2 separate regions of the Homo sapiens genome follow, and region 1 is linked to region 2. Evidence: read pairs that join two places in POLR2A ChIA-PET (ENCODE). Cell type or tissue: OCI-LY7. All regions are shown on one strand. Links, peaks and the distances in the headings refer to the core of each region. The heading gives the core; the rest is flanking DNA.

What was found. Peaks named below come from ENCODE experiments on the same cell type or tissue, not always from the same donor. Only the 100,000 strongest peaks of a DNase experiment are listed, where the experiment ranks them.
Region 1: POLR2A ChIA-PET joins it to region 2 with 5 read pairs; 2 of 35 experiments call an interaction of 5 or more read pairs at or near these places.

Annotation. Positions count from the first base shown.
Region 1 is chr2:197,085,130-197,087,942 of GRCh38, forward strand. ANKRD44 (ankyrin repeat domain 44) reads right to left here. Exons shown (of 28, transcript NM_001195144.2): 13 at 1,551-1,619. Among named protein-coding and RNA genes, the nearest start is that of ANKRD44-AS1, 110 kb to the right of the region's middle. In OCI-LY7, for the core only: no CTCF peak of the experiment used is centred there; a DNase peak (open chromatin) is centred at 1,462.
Region 2 is chr2:197,401,461-197,404,273 of GRCh38, forward strand. SF3B1 (splicing factor 3b subunit 1) reads right to left here. Exons shown (of 25, transcript NM_012433.4): 12 at 2,125-2,304; 13 at 1,489-1,575; 14 at 1,096-1,366; 15 at 525-670; 16 at 282-428; 17 at 1-65. Among named protein-coding and RNA genes, the nearest start is that of SF3B1, 32 kb to the right of the region's middle. In OCI-LY7, for the core only: no CTCF peak of the experiment used is centred there; no DNase peak of the experiment used is centred there.

The sequences.
Region 1 (2,813 bases), core at 104-2,603, 320 kb before region 2:
TTCAAGTATAATTATTTCATATTTTATAGTCAACTTATGGGCTCTCTCACTAGTTGATTTTTCTCCTCTTTGGTTCAAAAGAAATTTTAAATACTTTACATATTAGATTGCATATGTTTTAATTAGACTGAAAATTACTAGGTAAGAACCTCACGACGGGGCCCAAAGATAGGGAGAAAATGATACCCAGTTCTTGTCCTGAGGAGGCTCACAGTCAGGTGGGGATGTCAGAGACATGTGAACCAGAGCAACTCCATCTTGAATAAGGGCTGGGTAAAATGAGGCTGAGACCTACTGGGCTGCATTCCCAGATGCTTAGGCATTCTAAGTCATAACATAAGACAGGAGGTCGGCACAAGATACCGGTCATGAAGACCTTGCTGATGAAACAGGTCACAGTAAAGAAGCCGGTCAAAACCCACCAAAACCAAGAAGGCAACAGGAATGACCTCTGGTCATCCTCACTGCTACACTCCCACCAGCCCCATGACAGTTTACAAATGCCATGGCAACATCAGGAAGTTACCCTATATGGTCTAAAAAGGGGAGGAATGAATAATCCACCCCTTGTTTAGCATATAATCAAGAAATAACCGTAAAAATGGGCCACCAGCAGCCCTTGGAGCTACTCTGTCTATGGAGTAGCCATTCTTTTACTTCTTTACTTTCTCAATAAACTTGCTTTCACTTTACTCTATGGACTCGCCCTGAATTGTTTCTTGCGCAAGATACAAGAACCCTCTCTTGGGGTCTGGATGGGGACCCCTTTCCCATAACAGGGAGAGACACAAGGAGTGAGAGTCCATAAGAATAGTGTGAGGTACTCTGCAGTCATGAAGGATTAGGGTGCTAGGGGAGCAGAGAAGAGGGGCATGCCATCGGTGCACAAGGAGGTGTCACTGACATGAATCTGAAAGGGCGGGTAGGAGTTGCCTTAGACAAGTTGGTAAGAAGAGAAATTTGTGGCAACCCCAGAGAAGGAGGGTACATGTAGAAAGGAAGGGTAAAGAGATGCAATGGGAAAAAAAATTATATATATACATGAAAAATATATATCCATGTACCAGCTAGCATCATGGCATCATTTACTTACATAAAGGACCATTAAGGTAAGAAGAGTTCTATGACCCATTGGTGGTGTGTGTGCACTTAATGTTTTAAACATGTCTGAAAATTCATCCCAAGATGAAATGTTCAATACATATAATAAAATATTCTAGATCTTAAGACTAGGATTTATGTGTTCCACTCTGCTAGAAACAGAATTTTCCAAACTATATCCATGTAGGAGTTTTGTTTTGTCTTTTAACTGAAAAAAAAAAGGGAGACAATTGGCACATCTAAACAGCAGCTGTGAGTGGAGATGCTTTCTTTGTGACTTGTTATTTGCTTTGTTGGCAACCTCTATGAGAAGGGACTTCCTTCCGAGGAGGATGGAATCCCCCCAGCTAACTTCCCGGTTTACCATTTCAACCTAACTTGATTACTACATAGACCACTCCCAGTTCCTCTTATTTAAGCACTTGAAGCACAACTCTCTGATTACATACCTCCCACACTTGTCCTTTTTATGGAAATCTGCTCCGCTGCTCTGCAAGAGTTTTATACATTCCACATTACTAGAAAGACAGGGAAAACATCATTAAGATGGAAGAGATCAATTACTGGCCTATCTTCAGCAAGAGCTATTTTCTGCAGAGTACAGGACCAGATGAAAAGATAGCTCCTGGTCTAAATTCCGCTAATAAAAACCTGAACATACTAGAGTAATGACATATTGTAAGGATCTAAAGTTCCTATGATTCCTTTTTCAAAGCTAATAAATCAATAGATTAAAGAGCTTGGTGGAATATTTTTAATTCCATGACTAAGAAATTTAATGATTATTACATGATTAAACCCTCCAGTGATGGTTTCATCATTTATCCTAAAATTCTTTTTCCAAAACCGTCAAGAGTTTATGAAACAACCACTTAAACCTATAATAATTTCATGTCACCTTTAAACAATGAGCCAGAGTGGATGGGCGTTACCTTCTATCACAGCAGAATGAATTCACCATGATAACCACTTTCAACCCAGATACTCCTTAATAGAAAATAAAACAACTGTATTTCCCTGTCTTTGTAATTTATGCAAATAAATGTGCAGAACCAAGGCTGAAAATGATGTCATGGAGCACAGTGATCTTCCATAGCTTCTTTATCATTTGCAGAAGCAATAAATCATATTTAGTAGAGAGAAAAGGACCCATCAAAGTGATTTTTCCTATTAAAGGGCATGTAGCTAAATAGTAATTCTAATAGGAATTTCAGACATGAATCTGGAATTGTATGTTGTCACTTTCTGTACAGGTCTGATATTTTTTAAATGTGAGCATACAAAAGAGACAATTGTCCATCATTGTTCTAAACTTAGGATGCTAGAAGTGGCCTGGAATTATTACTATAACTTAAATAAGAAAAATGATCTCAATGATAAACCTGAGCAGGGCTCTCCTCACCCCACACCCACCCTTTATAGCCACCTTCTCAGAGAAATAGCTCTTTCAATCATAACATGTAAGAACTTTTTAAAATAAGTATGTGTTGGTGTAGCATGCCAGCTGATATAAAGCACCTGTCTCTTACTGAATGATGCCAAAGGATCAAGGGTAGTGGCAGATCCAACTTGTGTGGCTCATGAAGCTCATACAATTTGGGGGCTGAGGTAGGGGGAAGGGGTCTTTTTTAAAAATAATACAAAATTATGAATACAAATTTAGTTATAAGAATTCAGAAGGGACTCATGTAAATAAGGAGCCCTAAAGTGTC
Region 2 (2,813 bases), core at 145-2,644:
GGAAGAATCTCTGTTTTAATGTAGTTTGCTTCTACACCATCTGTCCCACAACACTGTTTTACCACCTAAAAGGTTAAGAAATAGTAATAATAAATCAACTGACCTGAAATGAAGAGAATACTCATTGCTGATTACGTGATTTTAAAAAATAAAATTTAAAAACAAATCAAACAGTATTCGTGTAACATACAGTTTTTTTTGTTGATTTTTAAAAACACTTTAAAATTCTGTTAGAACCATGAAACATATCCAGTTTACATTAACAAATCTGGAATAATTACCTTCAGCACAATTTTTTTCATTTCCTCATCAGGAGACTGGAATTCTCGAATAAGGATTAACATCACTTCTCTAGTATAGTAGTTGGCATATTCTGCATCCATAAGAGGAATAAGATACCCAATAGCCTTCAAGAAAGCAGCCAAACCCTATTTTTAAATAAAAAATATATGTACTTTAGTAATTTAGATTTATGTCGCCTTAACTTTAATGAAGATAAATCAAAAGGTAATTGGTGGATTTACCTTTCCTCTGTGTTGGCGGATACCCTTCCATAAAGGCTTTAACACAGAATCAAAAGATTCGATACCATAAGGAGTTGCTGCTTCAGCCAAGGCAGCAATGGCCAAAGCACTGATGGTCCGAACTTTCTGCTGCTCATCCACAAGACCTACAAAACCAAACACAGGTTTTAACTATGCCCCAACATTACCTAAGTTACACAATATCATCCAGATTCTCTCAATATATCAACTATTCAGCCAAACTGCAGAATATGTTCACATTAAACAAAATTAGGTAAAAGCAAAACATGAACCATAGCCTGTCAGCAGATAATATAACAAACCCATCATAAAATCTATAGTTTGTAGAGCTATGCCTTTCCATTTATCTCCCCAAATCAGTAGCCCAAATTTTAGGACAGCTGTCCTATTAAACATGGACAGGCTGTGTGTGTACCTCTAGTCCCAACTACTAAGGAGGCTGAGCAGGAGGATCACTTGAGCCCAAAGGTTTGAGTCCAGTCTGGGCAACATAGTAAGACCCTGTCTCCTAAAGAAAAAAAAAAAAAGACAAAGTTACATTACAACTTACCATGTTCAATGATTTCAACTAAACTTCTAAGATGTGGCAAGATGGCACAGCCCATAAGAATAGCTATCTGTTGTACAATCTTAATACCAGTGTGTCTCGCTTGCCAGGACTTCTTGCTTTTGCACACAGCTTTTAAGAAGGGCAATAAAGAAGGAATGCCCAGGGCAGAGGCTACAACAGCAAAAGCTCTAGCTGTTGTGTTACGGACATACTCATCCATGTTATCTATATCAGGTCTCATGGTAGAGATCATAGTAGCCAGACCAGCAGCCTAAAATGTAAACAAAGAAAGGACAGTCATGAGTTGGTAATATTAATCTTCAACCATTTCTTTCCATAATCAATTCCATAAACAGATATAAATTTTCTTCTCTAGAAATTAAATGTAAATACCTTTGCCAAATTAGAAATGATCTCTCGGCCTTCCACTCTAGCATAGTAATCTTCATCAATCAATAGCGGTTCAATGACCACGAGGATCTGAAAAAGAGAAAAGAGAAGAAGCTACACTTTCACATCAATTACTGATGAAATGCTCATGTACAGAATTAAACATACATAAGAAATTTAGAATTATCAGGACTTTTGTTAATCAAGGGACGAACTGTTTAAGAATTTTAATTATACAAGTTCAAACTCCAGACAGAGATGAAAATTTAAGAGAGCTATTAGTGACACACTAATATTCAATATTTTTTAAAGAAATAACTTATACACCCTATGAACATACTGCACCATAATTACCATCGGTGAAAAAACTGGTTCTTAATACTAACTGGCGTTAGTTCTCATATGTTCTCATCCTAATCTAATTTTAATAAAAGCAAATGAAAAAATTAAATAATATGAACCTCTTACGGCAAAGATGACAAAAACTAACATCTGTACATCTGTATAAAACTGTATTTGTACATGTATGGTGTGTACTTGTGCAAAGGAAAAGGTCTAGGAGAATATGTAAATTTAACATTGATTAACTGAAAAAGTTAAAACTTTAAACTATCAGAAACACTATTAAGGAGAACAAACCTTATGCACATATGGACGAACTAAGTCATCAAGTTTGTACAGTATCCTATCAATAACTTTCACAAGTAAATGACGCTCTTGATCCTCAAGTGTAGGAGACATCAGCAGAGGAAGAATCTGATTAAACAAAGGACCAGCTCCAAATTCACGAGCTTTATCAGTAATCTGACGCAATGCAGCCTGGGAAAAAGAGCAGAGTAATAGGTGTGGTTTCTTTATAATCAAACATTTTGAATGAGCAAATTACTCAAAGAAGATTTTCCATACTTTAATATTTTAGTGTTTACTTTTACACACATTTTACATAGACAGCATGAGTTCATTTCCATCCAAATTACTCTGGAATTTCAATTCCTGTGATAGAAATTTTATGTTAACTCAAAAGAGTAATTTAATAGAACGAACCACAGAGGTATGTACTAAATGCCTTCATTTCCCTGAAGTATCTTCCATTTCCAAGGCACATATAGTGTTAACATAATCCCTCACATAATTTCACTAATTATCTTCAAGCTTTAAGCATATTTTAAAGGCCTTAAGAACAAAAAGGAGAATCTCATTTTTCAGCATTTTTATTAGCTTTTTTAACCAAAGAATTTTGTGCTAACTCCAGCTGGGCACGGTGGCTCACACCTGTAATCCCAACACTTTCGGAGACTGAGGCAGGAGGATCTCTTGAGCCCAGGAGT